Linked DNA regions of Homo sapiens: region 1 is linked to region 2. Evidence: read pairs that join two places in POLR2A ChIA-PET (ENCODE). Cell type or tissue: Panc1. All regions are shown on one strand. Each heading gives the region's core, and the rest is flanking DNA. Links, peaks and the distances in the headings are about the cores only. Region 1 holds the start of LOC124903878 (a long non-coding RNA gene). Region 2 overlaps LOC107984931 (a long non-coding RNA gene).

Evidence for each region. Peaks named below come from ENCODE experiments on the same cell type or tissue, not always from the same donor. Only the 100,000 strongest peaks of a DNase experiment are listed, where the experiment ranks them.
Region 1: POLR2A ChIA-PET joins it to region 2 with 11 read pairs; 2 of 35 experiments call an interaction of 5 or more read pairs at or near these places.

The regions. Positions count from the first base shown.
Region 1 is chr1:24,094,900-24,100,268 of GRCh38, forward strand. MYOM3 (myomesin 3) reads right to left here. Exons shown (of 37, transcript NM_152372.4): 6 at 4,781-4,876; 7 at 3,024-3,112; 8 at 543-587; 9 at 1-91. It overlaps LOC124903878 (a long non-coding RNA gene), which reads left to right and starts at 1,147. Exons shown (of 3, transcript XR_007065543.1): 1 at 1,147-1,318; 2 at 2,525-2,691; 3 at 2,942-3,075. It overlaps LOC105376864 (a long non-coding RNA gene), which reads left to right and starts at 3,807. Exons shown (of 4, transcript XR_007065542.1): 1 at 3,807-3,893; 2 at 4,445-4,541. In Panc1, for the core only: no CTCF peak of the experiment used is centred there; no DNase peak of the experiment used is centred there.
Region 2 is chr1:24,043,548-24,048,916 of GRCh38, forward strand. The region is part of intron 1 of LOC107984931 (a long non-coding RNA gene); the gene reads left to right. Among named protein-coding and RNA genes, the nearest start is that of MYOM3-AS1, 21 kb to the right of the region's middle. In Panc1, for the core only: no CTCF peak of the experiment used is centred there; DNase peaks (open chromatin) are centred at 2,961 and 3,734; H3K27ac peaks cover 1,419 bases.

The sequences.
Region 1 (5,369 bases), core at 85-5,084, 51 kb after region 2:
AACAAGCATGACAGGGAGAAGGGTTCCTTCTCACGAGCAAAGACTGGCTTCAGCACCGAGGTGAATTCCACGCTGGGGCCAAACGTCGATCCTGGCGTGGGAATGAAATTTGGGGCAGAAGTTTTTGAGGCAGCCAGCCTGGCCTGGGACTTAGGAGTGAGGAAATTTCTGGGGCATCCCTTCTCTTCTGGGTCTTGACTAGGAGAAGGGGACCTGGCCTTGGGGTAGGAGGGGAAGAGACTTATCTAGGTAGTGGTCAGAGCAGCCAAAGAGCAAACATCCCAAGGCCAAGTCCGTTGGTTTTTCTGGCTTTGCCTTTCAAACCCAGTTTAGGTCAGAGAACAGCTCAGCAGCTGGGGACAGCTCTGGGGTACCCTGCGGCCTTTAGAAGTCAGGTGCAGGTATTACCAGCTCATAGACAAACCCCGGTGGACGTCCTTTTATGGGCAGGGGATGGCTATATTCTAAACAGGGACTGTGGGGGTCGGGGAGCAAAGCCTGAACAAAGAATCCCAGGTCCCGTTCTCCCCCAGCCGACTTACTTTTGAAGATCTCTGAATCGAAGCCAGCATCCTTCCCCAGGTAAGCTGAAAAACCAAAGGCAAACAGAGTTGGAGAAGGTTCAGAGCCCACATTCCTATGCTATTTTGGGGACATGGGCTTTGGATATGAGTTTGAGTCCTGGTCTGTTGGTGGCTTCCCCTTGTGGCTTTGGGAAAGTTCTTTTACCTCTCTGTGCCTCAGTTTCTTCAGCAGTAAAATGGGACAGTAATTCCTACCTGGAGCAAGGAACGAGCGGGTTCACATGAATCAAGCCACCAGCCATAGCCTGACACATGGCAGGTTCTCAATACATGCTGGTTTCCTTTCCCTACCCAAACTTGCCCCCAGGATTATGCACTGTCTTCACAGCGGTCAAGCCCGCTCAGAGGCGCGGGGATTTCTGGTGGGATCAGGGAGAGTGGTGGGGGAGGGGCAGCACTGAGAGGCATCCAGGGGCTGAAGGGTGAAATCCAAGGTAATGTTGCCACAGACCACCAGAGAATAGTAACAGCAGCTCTCACTCACACAGTGCTCGCCCCATGCTCTGAGGATTGAACGAGCCAATTAAACACATAAACACATTGACTCATTCTATCTTCACAACAGCCCTGTCAGTTGGTACTATTATTATCCTCTCAAACAGAAGAGAAAACTGAGGCACAGCCGTCCAGACAACACCCCAGCAGCCTGAAGCTATGACATGACACTGGTCCCTGGAAAGGCCCTTCCTGAGCAAGGTCCAGAGAAGGGCAGGAGGCTGCCCGAGATCACACAGGTCAGTGGAAGAGTCAGGATTGGAACTCAGGGCTCCTGTCCCCCAGGCCACTAAAATCACCCAAGTGGCTACGGAGATGAAAGCAGAGAAGAGGGTGGTAGTGGCGGTGAGTGGAGTAGGAGAAGCAGAGGGTTGGCTGGAGTCTGGGGCCAAGAGCAAGCCTGGTGGACCCTGGAGTTGCCAGCCTTGATGGAGAGAGGGACAGGGATCTGGAAGGAGTGGTGGGAAGGACGGGTGGGCAGAGGGAGGCAGGGCCCCAGTCCCTGACCTTGGGCTTGACTCTGGGCATGGACTGTGGGGACAGCTCAAATTTCTGCACAAGAGCTTGGCCTGGCAGCAGGATCTGCCTCCTAAGAGCTATTTAGGGAACAGGACAGTGGGTGGAGAGGGCTGTGCAGGACAGTTTAACAAGGTCTGATGAGAGGCAGGGAGGGTGGCCTGGGATCCACCTGTCTACTGCCCAAGACAGCTGCCTCAGGAGTGTGTGTATGAGTGCGCGTGTGTGTATGAGTGCACGTGTGTGTGTGTGTGTATGTGTGCACACGTGGGCTTCTCTCTCCCGGGGGTCCTGGAACTCAGGGCACGGCATTCTTCTGGGCCCAAAGGTGTGACCCCCTTGGGCAGTGCCCTGCCCTGGTCATGGGAATGGGTACCACATGCCAAGGCTTATACGTATCATCTCATTTAATCAACTCGGGCATCTGAGAGAGGTGGTAGGATTGTAGGATTCTCCCTTTCACAGATGAGGAAATAGAGGCTCAGGGAAGTGAGGTGGCTTCCCAGATTTACACAGCCAGTTGGCAGCAGAGCCAGGATGTGAACTCAGGTCTGGCTGACTCCTGAGTGTCTACCTGCTTTATGCTGTGATTTCAGATGCCCATGGGGTGACCTCCAGGAGGGGCCCAAGCCCAGCTGGAAAATGTGCAAAAGGACCCACATGGGGCAGTGGGGGTCAGGTGGGGAGTTGCTGGGGTTTGGCTTTTGTCCCTGAGGACCCCTCAGCAGGGTTGGTGGGGCCAGACCACCCTCCCAGAGGCCCTGAGATGGATCCCAACCTAAGCGCAATCCGGTGGGCCAAGCATGCTCTTTGGCATGGCGGGCAGGTGGGTTCGCCTTGAATAACTGTGTAGGTTGTGCTCTGTGCAAAGTTATCCCCTGAGAGAGCAACTTGGGGGCTAAAATTCAGTCTGTTTTCCATTTGCCAAGCCATGTGCCCTGGAGTGGGAGCTGCACCTGCCTGCAGAAAAGGGGCCCCTTTCGCTAATTCATCCATTCAGTTCACACAAAGGTGCCCACCATGCCAGTGATGACTCTACAGAGAGAGCTGAGTTCAAGTCCCAGCCCTGCCACCGGCTGGCTCAGGATGGAATCAGGTACTATCAAGGGTGTCTGGCACACAGTGAAGACTCAGGAGAGGTCAGTTCCCTTCCCATCTCCCAGCTGCTCTTGACACCAACCCACAGGGACAGGTGATCCTGCCTCACTCACCTTCCACCATCAGCCCAGGCTGATGGAGGAGACTATCGCTTGCTGTGAAGGCCCCCAGGGAAGCGGGAGTCTCCAGGGCTGCCCTGGTCACCCAATGCCAGGCTGAACAGCCTTGTGCCTATGGCCCTTCCTCAGGTCTCACGCAGACCCATGTCCTTGTCTGCCCAGCTTGGGTTTGCTGTGGCCCGGAGTGCCTGTTGGGGTTGGGAGGACTTACTGCGGACGAGGACTTTGGCGAAGGAGGAGGCCTGGCCGTGGGCGTTCTTCACTCGCACAGTGTAAGTTGCTGAGTCCTCAATGGCGCATCTGAAAAGGAGAGAGGGAGAAGTTCCTCCCAAGACTGCTGGGCTCCATGGGAAACACAAGTCCCCTGTGTGGGTGGGAAAGGCTGGAACTAAGGAAAGCCTCACGGTGCCAGGAAGAGACTTTGGTCATTATCTCTGAAAAGCTGTGTGTTTTCTGGTTGGCCACTGCACCTTTCCATGCTTCGGTGTCCTCTGAAAAACTGGGGACACGACACCACCTAAACCGTCTCAGGAGAAAGTGCTTTAAAAATATGACATGCCACATTGCAGTTATTGCTGACTGTGGAGGATCAGAGAGGTTAAGTGACTTTCCCAGAGTCACAGAGCAAATGGAACTCAACTCAGCTTCAAACAAGGATCCTGGAGCGGGAGCCTCCTCCTTTCTCAGAGAGCAGCAGACAAACTTGGTCAAGGCAGGCTGCAATCTGGATAGAACTGAGCCAGACACCCAGGTGTTCCCAGTCTTAGGTGTGGGTCTCACCACCAACCAGGCCAACCCTGTCATGTTCCCAGTGGAAGCCTGGGCCAGCTCCATCCCAGGGGCACCCTGGTGACAGAGAGGAGGTGGTCGGATGTGGCACCTCTGGCCCCATTAGCAAGCAGAGGCCCCTTGGTGCCTCCTTTTTGCCCCTGGTCACTCAGCACAGGAACCCCTCTTGCTTCCAGGGCCAGTCCTGCCTGCCCCGGAGGTCCCCCTGGGCCTGCGCACCTTCCTTGACTGTGGAGTCCATGGGGCACCTCCCTTATATGGTCAGATATTTATGTCTCCCCACTTCTGAAGGGTAAGATGAGTGTTCTGCTTATCTTTGTGTCTCTGAGGCCTGGGTTGGTTGAGGTGGAGGGTTTGGTGTTTGGGAAACAACCCAGATAGAGAGAAATGGCTCACACCAGGCCCTGTCGCATAGTAGCTGTACAAGAGCCTTAACTTTCTGAGCCTGTTTCATCACCTGCGACATGGGGTGCTTCCCTCAAGCATGGTGGCAGGGATTATGGATCGTATGTGAAAAGCACCCAGCACAGGGCCTGGCACCTGGGAGGAACTCAGCGTGTGGCAGCTGATATGAATGATGAGTGACACAGGCCTTGGGGAGGACTGCACTCTTATATTCCCGTGTGGCCTCCCAGCATGCATCCTGCCTCTTCCCTCAAAACCATGCTTAGGACGCACCATCTCCTGAAAGGCTGAACTCTCTCCCATGTCACTGCTTCCCCTCACATGTGTATGTTTGGGTACATAAGCACATGTGTGAGCACTGTGTATGTGCATGTATGCATATGTGTGTGCACAGGTGCATATGTGTGCATATTATGGTATTTTTCTCTCCCCCACAAGGAGCCTTCCCAGCATGCCTAGTTCAGCATCCAGTCCTCACGGCCAGCCTCTGAGTCCAAATTTCTCACCGTGTATCTCAAGGCATCGGAATCACATGGTGGGTGTGTGTGTTAAATATTAATTCCTGGGCTCCATTCCAGACCTGCTTAATCTGAATCTCTGGGGGTGGGGGGAGGGTCTGTCCTGTCCCAGGAATCGGTATTTTGACCAGCACCCTAGAGACTTCTGAAGGAGGTGAACTTGGGCCTCAGCTCCGAGGAAGGGTTTGGGATCCTGCTCTGGCCTCGGCGGTGGCAGGGTCTGGGGTCATAGGTCTCTCCAGGTCTCCAGTCTCACCTCCTAATCTCCAGGGACAGCAGCCCGTAGTTGTTGGTGATTCGGTATTTTCCGGCACGAAAGAGGCGGGGATCAATCCGTGTGTCATTTTTGTACCTGTGGGGACATAGCGGTCTGTGGCAGGCAGGGTGGTTCTAAGCGGGAGGGGTCTGGAGCCTCTCGGATGGGGATTCCAGCTGCAGGTTTTTGTTTTGTTTTGTTTTTTTGAGACGGAGTTTTGCTTTGTCACCCAGGCTGGAGCGCAGTAGTACAATCTCAGCTCACTGCAACCTCCGCCTCTTGGGTTCAAGCAGTTCTCCCTGCCTCAGCCTCCTGAGTAGCTGGGATTACAGACGCCTTCCACCACGCCCGGCTAATTTTTGTATTTCTAGTAGAGACGGAGTTTCCCCATGTTGGCTAGGCTGGTCTCGAATTCCTGACCTCAGGTGATCCGCCCGCCTCAGCCTCCTAAAGTGCTAAGATTATAGGCGTGAACCACCGCGCCTGGCCTCCAGTTGCAGTTTTGTGTTGCTTACTTGCCTGTGCGATTGGAGCAGCACTTACGCCACTCTGAGCCTCAGTTGTCCTGACTCGTGAAATGGCGGTATGA
Region 2 (5,369 bases), core at 113-5,112:
CAGGTTTCAAGTCTCAGTTCCAATGTCACCTTCTTAAGGGATTTGCCTTGGTAATGCAATCTAAAGCAGCTCTACCCTCCCTCAGTCTCTATTGCCTTACCTCATCACCATCATTTTATTTGCTTTAGAGCACTATCTGAAATTATTGTGCTTTCTTGTTTATTTTTTTTTGAGACAGGGTCTTGCTCTGTCATTGAGGCTGCAGTGCAGTGGCACAATCATGGCTCACAGCCAGCAAGGAAGAGAGTACTAGGAGTTGAGCTTAAGAGGTCTCAGGAGCCCATTTGTGTAGGGCCTTGTGGGCCATGATAAACACTTTGTATTTTATTCAAAATGTGATGGCAAGCCACTGGAAAGTTCCAAACAGTGATGTCATGCTATGTGGAGACTGGGTTATGGAGAGGTCAAGAAGGGAAGCCTCGACTCCCAGAGCTCAAGTGATCCTCCTAGCTCAGCCTCCTGAGTAGCTGGGACTACAGGTGTGTGCCACCGTGCCCAGCTAATTTTTAATTTTTTGTAGAGACAAAATCTTGCCATGCTGCTTAGGCTGGTCTTGAACTCCTGGGCTCAAGTGATCAGCCCACCTTGGCCTCTCAAAGAGTTGGGATTACAGGTGTGAGCCACGGTGCCCAGCCTGATTTTTTAATAGTGGTAAAATATACACAACATAAAATTTACCATTTTAACAAAAGAATTTTTTTTTTGAGGTGGAGTTTTGCTCTTGTTGCCCAGGCTGGAGTGCAATGGCACGATCTCAGCTCACTGCAACCTCTGCCTCCCAGGTTCAAGCGATTCTCCTGCCTCAGCCTCCCAAGTAGCTGGGATTACAGGTATGTGCCACTGTGCCTGGCTAATTTTGTATTTTTAGTAGAGATAGGGTTTCTCTATGTTGGCCAGGCTGGTCTCTAACTCCTGACCTCAGGTGATCCACCCACCTCGGCCCCCCAAAGTGCTGGGATTACAGGTGTGAGCCACCACGCCCGGCCCATTTTAACTATTTTTAAGTGTACAGTTCAGTGGCATTAAGTACATTCATAATGTTGTGTCATCATCACCACTATTTCCAGAACTTTTTTTTATCATCCCAAACAGAAACTCTATGCCCGTTAGACAGTAACTTCCTATTCCTTCCTCCCCTCAGCCTCTGGTAACCTCTATTCTACTTTTTGTCAATGAATTTTCCTGTTCTAGGTACCTCATATAGGTGCAATGATACAATCTTTGCCCTTTTGTGTCTGGCTTTCAGGGTTCATCCATGTTGGAGGATGTGTCAACATTTCACTCCTTTTAAAGGTTTTCAAGATTCATCCATGTTGTAGCATGTGTCAGCAGCTCATCCCTTTTAAAGGCTGAGTAATATTCCTTTTTTTTTTTTTTTTTTTTAGACGAAGTTTTGCTCTTGTTGCCCAGGCTGGAGTGCAGTGGCGCGATATCTTGGCTCACTGCAACCTCTGCCTCCAGGGTTCAAGCGATTCTCCTACCTCAGCCTCCTGAGTAACTGGGATTACAGGCATCCGCCACCAAGCCTGGTGGCTTGGTTTTTTTTTTTTTTTTGAGACGGAGTTTGGCTCTCGTTGCCCAGTCTGGAGTGCAATGACGCTATCTCAGCTCACTGCAACCTCCGTCTCCCAGGTTCAAGCGATTCTCCTGCCTCAGCCTCCTGAGTAGCTGGGATTATAGGCACGGGCCACCACGCCTGGCTAATTTTGTATTTTTAGTAGAGACAGGTTTTTTCCATGCCTGTAATTGCCACCACGCCCAGCTAATTTTTTTTTTTGTCTTTTTAGTAGAGACGGGGTTTCTCCATGTTAGTCAGGCTGGTCTCGAACTTCTAACCTCAGGTGATCCACCCGCCTCAGCCTCCCAAAGTGCTGAGATTACAGGCATGAGCCACTGTGCCTGGCCTTAATTTTTTGTATTTTTAGTAGAGACAAGGTTTCACCATGTTGGCCAGGCTGGTCTTGAACTCCTGACCTCAGGTGATCCACCCGCCTTGGCCTCCCAAAGTGCTGGGATTACAGGCATGAACCACAGCGCCCAGCAGCTGTCTCTGGTAATTGAACAGTTTAACTTGATTCTGTCCCACAGAAATATAACAAGAGCCATATATAGAATTTAATTTTTTTTTTTTTTTTTGAGACAGGGTGTCCCTCTGTCACCCAGGCTGGAGTGCAGGGGCATGATCACAGCTCACTGAGGCCTCGAACTTCTGGGCTCAAATGATCCTCCTGTCTTAGCCTCCTGATTACTAGAACTACAGGCACGTGCCACTGTGCCCAGCTATTTTTATTTTTGTAGAGACAGGGATCTCACTGTGTTGCCAGGGCTGATCTCAAACTCCTAGGCTTAAGCAATCCTCCCTCCTTGGCCTTCCAAAGTACTGAGATTACAGGCGTGAGCCACTGTGCCCAGCTGAATTTTCTAGTAGCCATATTAAAACAATAAAAAGAGGCCCTGCAAATCACTGGCAAGCTACTTAACCTTCTTGATCTTCCACTCCCTCTTGGGTAAGATATCCACCAAAGGGCAATTGTAAAGGTCAGATGAGGTAGCATATAGGAAAGATACACATGAAAATGATTTGCTAGTGCAACATCTGATAGTCAAAGTGTTATTTTTATTTTTCTGGAAATAAACAAATGATTTGAAAAAGTATCATGTGGTGAGCACCAGATGGATAATGAGACAAGTTTATTAAACATCTTAAACTGTGCAGTCAGTGACAAAAGCAAGTGGGAAGCAACTAAAGATGTTAGAGCTGGGAAAGCCGCCTCATCTGGTCAAAGTCAGGAGGAGCAAATCCCTCTGAGCCACCAGCCCGTTTGCCCACTTGGCTCGACCCCAGCTGACAGCCCGTGCAGGAGTTATTGCTGCTTGGGAGACTTGAGATTTTGGCCAGTAGCATTCTTTTGTAATCTTCTATGTGACTGTATCCGCCCACATTTCTGACTCAGAATGAACAGGGAAAGGCGCTGCTGGCAGCTGAATTACCTCAAAACCCAGCTCCAGCCAACCCTTTGAATAGTGATGAGAGCAATGTGCTCCTCCACACATCACCTAAATAGGGAGGCCCATTTGTTATCACCACTTGGCAGATGAAAGTATTGTTTCACAGCGGTTAAGTGATTAGGCCTGGATAAGCAAGCAGAATTTCGAACCCAAGTAGCCTGACCGTGGGCCTTGTGCTGTTAGCCCTGAGGCTGCTTTAGGGACCAGAGATTACGTTATTAGGCAAATATTAAATAAACTCAGTGCATTTAGTTGCCTTCCCACCCTCAGAAAGCAACCTGGACTCAACCACTTTATTACTGATTTATTTATATCACTCTATTTTGCAGATGAAAAGCATCATTGAGTATCTCTCCCTCTCTCTTTTTTTTTGAGACAGGATTTTGCTCTGTCGCCCAGGCTGGAGTGCAGTGGTGCAATCATGGCTCACTGCAGCCTCGACCCCCTGAGCTCAAGCAATCCTCCTTCCTCAGCCTCTCAAGTAGCTTCAGTGATTCTATTTTTAGTACTTTTAGTGGTCACCCCACACCTCTAAAGGAAGGTTTGGGCCAAGCATGGTGGCTCATGCCTGTAATCCCATCCTTTGAAAATAAACTCACCCTCATAGCTCAGTAATTTGTTGCTGCTGAGATGATTGAAAAGAATGGACCTTGAGTTCGAACTGTTCAGTTGTGGTTGTCACTTAAGGTCCAGCTTGCTGGGCTTCTCTGGAGTGCTGAGGCAAGGGGTGCCCCGCCCTATCCAAAATCTGTGTTATGAGTCAGAAGGCAGAGACGCCAAAAGTCCATGGGGCAATTCCCAGGAGGAGGGCCTGCTCTGAGTGACATGTCCTCTTGGTTCTGTGGACTCCTCACCTGGAGGGGGCATCTGAAGACAGAATCCAGGACAGTAAGTCCCAATGAGGAGTTCCATTCATGGTGTGGCAAGTAAGCTCCAACTGGACTGATCTCCGGGCAGATTTCAACTGTTAACTCCGGGGGAAAAAAAAAAGCACTGGAGATTAAAAAAAAAAGCAGGCAGATTCTGAAGAGGAGTCGACACTTGGAAGAAGGAAATGGCACAGGATGAATTTCTCCTGTTTTTAATTTAAATTTTTTTCTTTTCTATTTTAAAAATATTTATTTATTTACTTAAAAAAATTAAGGTGCGGTCTCACTATGTTGGCTGGGCTGGTCTCAAACTCCTGGGCTCAAGTGATCTGCCTGCTCAGCCTCCCAAGGTGCTGGGATTACAGGTGTGAGCCACTGTGCTTGGCCTGTCTTTTGACTTTTAAAACCTATCCTGAACATTTTTCCATGCTGCTGCTTTTTTTCTTCCCCCTCTCTGTCGCCTAGGGTGGAGTGTAATGACATAATCTCGGCTCACTGCAAACTCCACCTCCTGGGTTCAAGCAATTCTCCTGCCTCAGCCTTCTGAGTAGCTGGGATTACAGGCACGCACCAACAGGACCGGCTAATTTTTGTATTTTTAATAGAGATGGGGTTTCACCATGTTGGCCAGGCTGGTCTCAAACTCCTGGCCTCAAGTGATCCACCCACCTCAGCCTCCCAAAGTGCTGGGATTACAGGTGTGAGCCACAGAGCATGGCCATGTTTTCCCCCCATGCTTCTAAATATTATATATATATATATATATATATATATATATATATATATATATATATATATATATATATAGACAGGACCTCACTCTGTTGCCCAGGCTGGAGTGCAGTAGTGCAATCTCAGCTCACTGCAGCTATGACCTCCCCAGACTCAGGCTATCCTCCCATCTCAGCCTCCTGAGTAGCTGGGACTATAGACATGCACCACCACACCCGGCTAATTTAATTTTTTTTTTTTTGTAGAGACAGGGTCTCACTATGTTGCCCAGGCTGGTCTTGAACTCCTGGGCTCATCTTCCAGAGTTGCTGGGATTACAAGTGTGAGCCACTTTGCCCATCCATGCAATATCATTGTTGGTGACTGTGTATCAGTCACAATATGACTAGATCGTAATTGATTATTAAGTGTGTTAGCCTTATATTTTACACATGAATCACAAGCATTTTTCTCAGTTGGTTTCCGCTTTATAACTTTATGGTGAGCCTGTCCTTTCATTAGTTGGCTGTGGTCCAGTAAAAACCAACCACCATCTCTCTGGGTAAACATCTGATAAATGGTGTTTCTCATGTGGGCAGGGTCCATGTCTTTTTTGTTTATCACTGTATTGCCAGTGCCTAGCATAGCACCTGGAGTGAAAGAACTACTCACAAAATTTGTGTGCGGGTCCGGTGGCTCATGCCTATAACTCCAGCATTTGTGAGGCCGAGGCAGATGGATCGCTTGAGCCCAGGAGTCTGAGACCAGCCTGGACAACGT